2 separate regions of the Homo sapiens genome follow, and region 1 is linked to region 2. A link is a loop called in an ENCODE intact Hi-C map of the cell type or tissue named here. Cell type or tissue: OCI-LY7. All regions are shown on one strand. Links, peaks and the distances in the headings refer to the core of each region. The heading gives the core; the rest is flanking DNA. Region 1 overlaps FBXO11 (F-box protein 11). Region 2 has its middle 200 kb from the start of FBXO11.

The links. A loop is a pair of places that touch in the nucleus more often than their neighbours do. Peaks named below come from ENCODE experiments on the same cell type or tissue, not always from the same donor. Only the 100,000 strongest peaks of a DNase experiment are listed, where the experiment ranks them.
Region 1: a loop joins it to region 2, with 4 times the contacts of the local background. A loop is called at or near these places in 2 of 110 quality-filtered maps.

What each region holds. Positions count from the first base shown.
Region 1 is chr2:47,813,556-47,818,631 of GRCh38, reverse strand. It overlaps FBXO11 (F-box protein 11), which reads left to right. Exons shown (of 23, transcript NM_001190274.2): 17 at 4,765-4,841. Among named protein-coding and RNA genes, the nearest start is that of MSH6, 33 kb to the right of the region's middle. RefSeq lists enhancers at 2,522-2,571, 2,732-2,801. In OCI-LY7, for the core only: no CTCF peak of the experiment used is centred there; a DNase peak (open chromatin) is centred at 2,681.
Region 2 is chr2:48,099,671-48,105,210 of GRCh38, reverse strand. No RefSeq gene overlaps it. Among named protein-coding and RNA genes, the nearest start is that of FBXO11, 200 kb to the right of the region's middle. In OCI-LY7, for the core only: no CTCF peak of the experiment used is centred there; no DNase peak of the experiment used is centred there.

The sequences.
Region 1 (5,076 bases), core at 77-5,076, 290 kb after region 2:
GTCAGAATGTAGCTTTCCTTGGTCTAGGTGAGGACAGAAGCCACTGGCACATGTGCCATAAGAGCTCACTTCCACCGTTCTGCTTTCCACTATGAGAGTCACATCAGCTGCCAATATGATCCTTCATACTTGGAGAGTGGAAGTCTGTGTTAAAATACTTGTGCATTATGCCTGGCATATCATTGGCACTCAATAAAATGAAGCTTCTGTTTTATGCTATTTCTGTAAAATTAATAGTTTTTGATACCCCTCTAATATTTTAAGTTTTTGGAATTCTAGCAGTACTAATGATCATATACTGGCTTACCTCTGTTTATTACACTTTACAGTTCATTGTGCTTCACAGATACTGTGTTTTTTCACAAATTGAAGTTTTGTGGCAATACTGTGTTGAGCAGATCTCTCTGCCATTTTTTTCCAGCAGCATGTGCTCACTTCCTGTCTCTGTGTCTCATTTTTTCATTATCATTATGTCTGTTATGGTGATCTCTGATCAGTGATCCTTTTTGTTTGTTTGAGACGGAGTTTCACTCTTGTTGCCCAGGCTGGAGTGCAATGGCACGATCTCGGCTCACCGCAACCTCAGCCTCCCAAGTAGCTGGGATTACAGGCTTGTGCCACCATGCCTGGCTGACTTTGTATTTTTAGTAGAGATGGGGTTTCTCCATATTGGTCAGGCTGGTCTCAAACTCCTGACTTCAGGTGATCCACCCGCCTCAGCCTCCCAAAGTGCTGGGATCACAGGCGTGAGCCACCACACCCACCCTGATCAGTGATCTTTGATGTTACTATTGTAATTGTTTTGGGACACCATTAACTGCGCCCAAGATAACAAACTTCATCTGTAAACGTTGTGTGTGTTCTGACTGTTCCACCAAGCAGCCATTCCCATCTCTGTCCCTCTCCTCAGGCTTCCCTATTGCCTGAGACACAACAGTATCGAAATTAGGCCAATTAGTAATCCTCAAATGGCCTCTATAAGTATTGAAGTGAAAGGAGGAGTTGCGTATCTCTCACTTTAAATCAAAAGCTAGAAATGATGAAGGTTAGTGAGGAAAGTATGTCTAAAGGCTGAATAGCCCAAAAGCTAGGCCTCTTGTCCAGTTAGCTAAGTTGTGAATGCAAAGGAAAAGTCCTAGAAAGAAATTAAAAATGCTATTCCAGTAAACACATGAATGATAAAGCAAAGCAAAACAACCTTATTGCTTAGTTTCTCAGGGTTCAAAGCAAAATAAAATAATAACAAAAAAATGGACTTATGCTAATATGGAGAATGTTTTAGTGATGTGGATAGAAGAACAAACCAGCCGCAACATTCCCTTAAGCCAATTCCTAATCCAGAGCAAGGACCCAACTCTCTTCAGTTCTATGAAGGCTGAAAGAGGTGAAGAAGCTGCAGAAGAAAAGTTTGAAGCTAGCAGAGGTTGATTCATGAGGTTTAAGAAAAAAAGCTAAGTGCAAGGTGGAGCAGCAAATGCTGAGATAGAAGCTACAGAAAGTTATCCCAGAAGATATAGCTAAGATCATTGTTGAAGGTGGCTACACTAAACAGATTTCAGTGTAGACTCAATAGTTTTATATTGGAAGAAGATGCATCCAGAACATTCATAGCTAGAGGGGAGAAGTCAATGCCTGACTTCAAAGGGCAAGCTGATCTCTTGTTAAGGGTTAGTTAAGCTGATGACTTTAAGTTGCAGGCAGTGCTCATTTACCATTATGAAAACCCTAGGGCCCTTAAGAATTATGCTAAATCTACTCTGCCTGTGCGCTATAAAGGGAACAACAAATCATGGATGATAGCACATGAATTTACAGTACAGTTTACTGAATATGTTAAGTCCACTGAGACCTAGTGCTCAGAAAAAATATTTCAAAATATTACTGCTCATTGACAATGCACCCAGTAACCCAAGAATTCTGATGCAGATGCACAAGGAGATTGTTGTTTTCACGCCTGCTAATACAGCATCCATCCCACAGTCTGGATCAAGGAGTGATTTCAATTTTTAAGTCTTTGTATGTAAGAAATACTTTTTAGAAAGCAGTAGTTGCCATAGATAGTGATTCCTCTGATGGATCTGGGCAAAGTAAATTGAAAACCTCTGGAAAGGATTCACCATTCCAGATTTCATTAAGAACATTCATGATTCCTGGGAGGAGATCTGAAAAAGTGCTGTAATCCAAGCATTTTGGGAGGCTGAGGTGGAAGGATCTCCTGAGGCCAGGAGTTCAAGATCAGCCTGGGCAACATAGCAAAACCCTGTCTCTGTAAAAAATAGAAAAAATTAGCTAGGCATGGTGGCATGCGCCTGTGGTCCCAGCTACCCGGAAGGCTGAGGTGGGAGGATCGCTTGAGCCCAGGAAGTCGAGGCGGCACTGAGCTATGATTATACCACTGTGCTCCAGCCTGGATGACTGAGTGAGACCCTGTCTCAAAAAACAGAACAAAACAAAAAAAAATTGCAGTTATGCCCTGAGCCAAATGTTGAGCTTTTCTGCCCACAAAGTGCAAAATTGTAGTACTGGCAGAGGTGCAACCCAAGGGGTCGCCAGGGTTCTCACCGCCCTTGGCCATGGGGCAGGCTGATCTAGACAGCAGGGGGATGTTTTCAGGGCTGAAGGTTCCCCCTACCTAGTCGTGAACACATCGGGTGCTGGAGCACCTGTGTTCCCATGAGGCCAGCGTGGGCCATGCATGGCTTCAAAAGGCCCTCGAGGCTTGACTAAGTGCGCCAGTTTCATTCTGAACATGCTGCTCTAAAACACATCCCTGCTGAGCCACAGGAGGATCAGATATTGTGAGCTTCTGGCCCGTTGATGCTCAAGAGCTGGGGCATGCGGGGAAGACTCCAGAACTTCTAACTCTCGCTAACCTTACATCTGGGATTCTTACGCCCTCAGCTGAAGAACTCTATGAATTTCAGCTTTGAAGAGGTTCTTCTAACACTTGGCCAATTTCAACCAGGCTTTGCTAAAGTCCTCTGAAATTGGGGGTCTGAAAGCCAGTTACTTGGATCACAAGTTACCTGTGAAATCTGCAAGGACCTGCTGTCAGGGCTCATTAAACCCCGAAGTATGGCACCTTGGCATGCGGACTACTCTGACCCAGAGGAGACTGGAAGGCCTCAGAAGCCAGGTCTTTGTCCTTCCCTCCTGGTTCCTGCCTCCTTTTCTCCCCCAAATTGAGTCCCAGAAACCAGAATTCCTTTTCCTCAAAGCAGGTCTTAGAAACTAGAATTCCTTTCTCTCAAACCCAGCCATAAAACCTAGCTAGGTCACTCTCTCCCTTCTCCCTGGAAGATCCTCATTCCCGAGGGGGATACCCAGGGGAAGGGGAATTGTACAGAGCGGCTTTGCTGGGTTTCCCGACTCTGTCCATCACCGTTAGGCCAGATCCTTTGTGTCCAATCACATTTCTGCGTGGATGTTCATTCATCAAACCTAAATACAAAAATAAACGTTTTTATGGCCAGGACAAAAAAAAATTAACAGGAGTTTGGAAGAAGTTGCTTCCAACCCTCATGGATGACTTTAGGGGTATAAGACTTTGGTGGAGGAACTAATTCCAGACGTGGTAGAAATTGCAAGAGAAGTAGAATTAGAAAATGGAACATGAAGATGTGACTGAATTGCTGCAACCTCATGATAAAACTTGGACAGATGAGGAGTTGCTTCTTACGGATGAGCAAAGAGTGGTTTTTCTTGAGGTGGGGTCTGTTCCTGTTGAAGATGCTGTGAACATAGTTGAAATGAAGACAAAGGATTTAGAATATTACATAAGCCTGTTAATAAAGTAGTAGCAGGGTTGGCAAGGATTGACAACAATTTTGAAAGAAATTCTACTGTGAGCAAAATGCTATAACAACATTGCATGCTACAGAGAAATCTTCCGTGAAAGGAAGAGTCAGTCTATGTGGCAAACTTAATTGTCTTATTTTAAGAGATTGCCAGTTGGTCAGGTGCAGTAGATCATGCCTGTAATCCCAGCACTTTGGGAGACTGAGACAGGTGGATCACTTGAGCCCAGGAGTTTGAGAACAGCCTGGGCAACATGGCAAAACTCCATCTCTACAAAAAATACAAAAATTAACTGGGCATGGTGGTGTGCACCTGTAGTCCCAGCTACTCGGGAGGCTTAGGCAGGAGGATTGCTTGAGCCCAAGAGTTCGAGGCTGCAGTGAGCTATGATCATGCCACTGCAACTCCAGCCTGGGTGACAGAGCAAGACCCCATGTCTTTAAAAAAAAAAAAAAAAAAAGACTCCCTGAAGGCTTAGATTGTTATGAGCATTTTTTTAGCGATAAAGTATTTTTAAGTTAGGGTATGTGCTTTTTTTTATGAAATGCTATTGCATACTTAATAGACTACAGTATAATGTAAACCAAAAAATTGATGCGACTCTCTTTATTGCAATACTCGCTTTATTATGGTGGTCTGGAACGGAACCTGCAGTTATCTCCAAGGCATGCCTGTAATTCAGTCCTTCATTTTACATATGAGGGGAATATATGTCACTTAATATAACCCCATTTAGTTTACATGTTAGGAAACTCTACAATAATAATCTGTAGTAAAGTATGTTCTGTGGGAAATACAGGATTAAGCAAAATTAAACCACTTTCTTCTCAGGGCATCTTGGACTCCATTGTATAGTTAATTCTTACTAAGTGACTTATGTGGATTTCTCCACTGTTTACCTCACGTAACATGAAGATATGGGAGTAGAAGCTATTGAAATGGTATTATTGTCTATTCTGTTTACAGGACTGGAAGCAACCCCAAAATTAGACGCAACAAAATCTGGGGAGGACAGAATGGTGGAATTCTAGTTTATAATTCTGGTATGTTTAATCTGTCATCTTTTTTCTGTGTTAATAAACTTTAGAAATACACCTTCTAGGCCGGGCACGGTGGCTCACGCCTGTAATCCCAGCACTTTGGGAGGCCGAGATGGGTGGATCACCCGAGGTCAGGAGTTTAAGACCAGCCTGGCCAACATGGTGAAACCCTGTCTCTACTAAATATTACAAAAATTAGTTGGACATGGTGGCACACGCCTGTATTCCCAGCTACTTG
Region 2 (5,540 bases), core at 240-5,239:
AGACTGATTTCTACTATTTTCTTTTTTGTGTCTCTTTCAAGTAAATTTGGATTTGCACATGTGAAAGCCTCTGTATCTTGATGTGACAAGCACACCCACTTTCTGGTAGACTGGCTAGAAAGGAATTTGAGAAAGTTAGGACTGGCAAAATTTCATTAGCTCCTAAAGGTGCTTCCTTTTTTTCTTTTTCTTTTTTCCCACACTACCTTACCAATGTAAGGGTGTTTCCTTGAACAGATGTGTAGCTGTATTTCAGCTCTGTACAGCCACCACAGCCCCGTTTCGTATGTTTTAGTCCTGTCTCCAAAATTATGTTGTCAGATCATTCAACATAAAGGACCATACTTTTTCCTTGTCTTATACCACCCACTGAGCTGACCAGGAGTTGGAAACAAGGTGGCTGGATGTTCAACTGTTTATTTTCTTATTCAGTTCATTGGCTTGGACCACCCTAGACTGGACTAGACTAGCCAGTAAAGGAAGAATTGTCCCTATAGAAGCTCCAGACCATTCTGGAGTGGGAAAAAATAGTGAAAAAGGGCAAAAGTTTCTTTTCTAGAAGTCTTGGAAAAAGACTGGTGTTTCATTGGCTCTGATTTGGTCACATGCCTGGCCCTGAAAAAAAAAAATTAATCCAGCCAGAGTCCTGCAATGCACATTTGCCTGGTTTTTAAAACCATGTGCATATATATTTTAATTAACTTTTAAAATCATAAAATAAAGAAAAGTACATAAAGCACACAGATGGAATATAGTGAACAACTATGTAATCACTATGCAGATCAAGAGCAAAAACATCGCTGGGATCCCAGAAGTCCTTACTTCATGTGTCTCTTCCCCATCATAACTCCCTCCTTCCTTCCCTCTAGAGATAATTATTATCCTGACTTTTATAGTAATTACTTCCATTTCTTTACAGTTCTGCCAAATGAACATCCCTTAAAAATATAATTTAGTTTTGCTTGTTTTGAACTTTATATAAATACCATGTGTATTCCTTTGTGTCTTACTTCTTTCACTCAACATTGTTTTATGATCGATCCATGTTGTTCTGTGTAGCTGTAGTTCATTCATTTTTATTCTTATATAGTATTTAAGTGTGTAAATATACCACAATTCACTTATTCATTTTATTGTTGTTGGATATTTTGGGCTGATTTCAGTTTGGGCTGATTATGAATAATGGCCATTATTCACATGGCCATTTCTGTACACATTTCCTGATACATATGTATATACATTTCTGTAGGGTATAAATTTAGAAGTGAAATTACTGGTTCATGGTATATACATATCTTCAGCTTTGCTAGATCCTATCAAATTGTTTTTAAAGTTGTGTCAATTTACGCTCCCATACTTTTGCTGTGTGTGAAATTTCTTGTTATTTCACATCTTTGAAAATACTTTGTATTGTCAGATTTCTTAATTTTTGTCAAATTGATGCTTTTACATGGGTTTTCATTGTGGTTTGAATTTGTATCTCCTTGTTTATTTATGCAATGAATGCCTTTTAATATATTTATTAACAATTTGTACTTCCACTTGTGAGACATGTCAAAGTCCTTTCACCTTTCTGGATCCAAGTCTTTTTTTTTTTTTTTTTGAGACGGAGTCTTGCTCTGTCACCCAGGCTGGAGTGCAGTGGCGCGATCTCAGCTCACTGCAACCTCTGCCTCTTGGGTTCAAGCAATTCTCCTGCCTCAGCCTCCCAGATAGCTGGAATTACAGGCACTTGCCACCGCGCCTGGTTGATTTTTGTATTTTTAGTAGAGACAGGGTTTCCCATGTTGGCCAGGCTGGTCTTGAACTCCTGACCTCGTGATCTGCCTGCCTTGGCCTCCCAAAGTGTTGGGATTACAGGTGTGAGCCACTGAGCCCGGCCTCTGGATCCAAGTCTTTTGTCAGTTGAATATGTTGGGAATATCTTCTCTCACTCTATTGTTTCCATTTCTTTCTAGTATATTTTGATAAACAGAAGTCCCTAATTTTAATGTAGTCTGATGTTTTAATCTTTTCTTATATGATTGGTGCTTTTGTTTCTTATTTAATATACCTTATTTAAGATATGTTCAAAGTCATGAAGATATTCTTCCCTATTATATTACTCTGTATTATCTCCCACAAATTCTGTTGGCTTTCCTTTCATATATCAACCAGTCTCAGTTGTTCTGAGATTAGCTTTTGTGTATGATGTGAGGTAAGGATTCAATTTAAAACTTTTTCACATGGATACTGATATGGTTTGGCTGTGTCCCCATCCAAATATCAACTTCAATTGTATCTACCAGAATTCCCACATGTCGTGGGAGGGACCCTGGGGAAGGTAACTGAATCATGGGTTGGTCTTTCCTGTGCTGTTCTCGTGATAGTAAGTCTTACGAGACCTGATGGGTTTATCAGGGGTTTCCACTTTTTTTCTTCCTCATTTTTCTCCTGCCACCACCATGTAGGAAGTGACATTTGCCCCCGCCATAATTCTGAGGCCTCTCCAGCCATGTGGAACTGTAAGTCCAATTAAACCTCTTTTTGTTCCCAGTTTCAGGTATGTCTTTATCAGCAATGTGAAAATGAACTAATACAGATACCTAACAACCAGTGTTGAAAAGGCTGTTCTCTTACCAATGCTCTGCAGAGCTCCCTTTTAAATAAATTCCATGATGATATGTGTCTGGATTGGCGACTGCACTCTCTATTTCTTCCAATGGTTATGTGTCTATCCCTACATAAATACCACATTACTTATTTATTATAACTTCGTAATACATTGTGGTATCTGGAAGAGCATTTCCTCCCAGCTGGTTCTTTTTCAAGAGTATATTGGCTATTTTTGATCTTTTGTATTTTTGTATAAATGTTAGAATCAGCTCATGAAGTTTCAAAAAATTGTTAGAATTTTTATTGTGGTTCCATTCAATCTATGGACTATAGATGCATTTCCAGATAATTGATATCCAATCCGTGAGTCTTACAATCCATCAAGATGGACGGTATCTCTGCATTTATTTAAGTCTTCCTTAATGACTATTAATGAGGTTTTAAAAATAATCTCAAAGGGCTTTTACACCTGTTTTATTATTAGAGTTATTCTTAGGTACTTGATACTGTTAATGCACTTGTATACAGCTTTTTGGGGGTAATTTTCTTATCTAACTGTTGTTTCTTTTCATTAAACTTTTTATTTCAGATCATTGTAGAATCATATATAGCCTTAAGACGTAATACAAAGAGATTCCACGTATCCTTTACCCAGTTTACTCTGATGGTAACATCTTGCAAAAGTAGCTTATGATATCACAACCAATAACAATATTGTTATTAACACTGATACACTCAAGATGAAGAACACTTTTATTACCACGAGGATTCCTCACCCATTTTACTCCCAACCTCACCTCTTCCTAAATCCCTGGCAACCACTAATTCATTCATTCTATAATTTTGTCATTTAAAAATGGAAGCATATAGTATGTAACCTTTAGGGATTGGCATTTTTACTCAGCATAGTTCTCAAGATTTTCATTCAGATTGTCATGTACCAATAATTTGTTCCTTTTTCCTTAAACATTAGGTGAAATTCTCCAGTGGAACCATCTACACCTGGAGATTTCTTTTTCTGGGATTTTAAAAATTATAATTTACATTTACTTAATACTTATAGGGCAATTCAAAATATCTCCTTCATATTGGGTTAGTTGTAATAGTTGGTTTTTCTCAAGGAATTGGCTCATTTCATCTAAGTTGTTAAATTTTATGAGTGTTTATCCTTTGAAGTCTGTGGGGTCTGTAGAAATATCCCGTTTCATTCTTGATAGTGGAATTTGTGTCTTTCTTTTTTTCTTTGCCAGTCTTGTTAGAGGTTTATCTCTTTTATTGATCATTTCAAAGAATAACCTCTTTGCTGCATTGATTTTGTCTACTTTTTTGTTTCAATTTCATTGCTTTCTACTTTTTATTATTAGCTTCTTTCCTCTTGCTTTGACTTTATTTTCCTTTGCTTTTCTACATACTTGACATGGAAGCTTAGATTATTGATTCGAGATTTTCCTTCTTTCTAATATATGCTTTGTGCCATGAATTTCCCTTGAAGTACTGTTTTAGCTTCTTTCATTTGTTGTATTTTTATTTTCATTTGGTTCCATGAGGTTTTTTATTTCCCCTGAGTGGAGTATAGAAACATTCCTTTGAAGCTCTTTACTCTTTGCCATTTGTAATATAACTGTTTTAAATACTCCCTCTACATACATTGAAGAACACAGGAGAGAATGTTATAATTTTTGCTTTGACCCTTGAACATAATTTAGAAGACTCAAAGGAAGAGGGAAAGTCAATTTTATTTACCCATATTTTTGCTTACTATATTTTTTTCTTCCATCTCGATGGTCCAAGATTCCTGCTTTTATTATTTCCTTAGAGAATATTTCCTTAGAGAATATCCTTGAACTGGTCTTTGAGGGTCTACTGCGACAATTTTTTTTAATAGAAACAGGGTCTCAGAAAGGGTACTCTATATTGTAAAACCTGCCTAATTTTTCTGACTCTTATGAAAACTATTGCCCATGCATACTTCTACTTTTAAATAAACAACTTTGATGATGTAACTTGACTTGCCAGAGTTACAGAAGTTTTGTCCTCACTTAATGAATAAATTGTACGTATTTTTTTCTAAAACAATAAAGAGAAACAGGGTCTCGTTCTGTCATTCAAGTGGAGTACAATGGTGTGATCACAGCTCACTGCAGCCTCAGACTCCTGGGCTCAAGTGGTCTTCCTGCCTCAGACTCTCAAGTAGCTAGGGCTACAGGTGCATGCCACCATGCCCAGCTACTTTTTTTATTTTTCTTTTTGTAGAGACAGTCTCACTATGTTGCCCAGGCTGGTCTTGAACTCCTGGCCTCAAGCAATCTTTTAACCTGGGCCTCCTAGAGCACTGGGATTACAGGCAAAGCCACAATACCAACCAATTTCTTTTAGTTTTCCTTCATCTGAGAATATTTTTTGGTTTCCCATTTATTTCTGAATGATATTTTCACTGGGTATAGGATTCTCAGTTGACAGTTCTTTCTTTCAGCACTTGAAAAATATTGCACCACTTTCTTCTGGCATCCATAATCTCTGTCATTGGAATTGTTTTTCCCCTTTTGGTAAAGTGTCAATTCTCTTTTATAGCTTTCAAGATTTTTCTTTCTCTAGCTCCCCAAAGTGTGACTCCTTGTGAATTTCTTTGACTTTATCCTGTTTAGGATTTGCTCGGCTTCCTGAATCTATAGCCTAAGCCTCTTGCCAAATTTGGAGAGTTTTCAGCCATTACTTCTTCATGTCCTTTTCCAGCTTTGTCCTCTTTCTCCTCTCCTTCTGGAACACTAATGACATAAATATCATTAGTGTCTTTTGTCCTATAGGTCTCTGAGGTGCTATTCATTTTTTTCTATTTTTTTCTCTGCTATCCAGATTAGGTAATTTATATTGTTCTACTTCAAGTTCACTGATCTTCTCTTCTGTTCCTGCCATTCTGTGATTGAACCCATCTGTTGAGTGTTTTA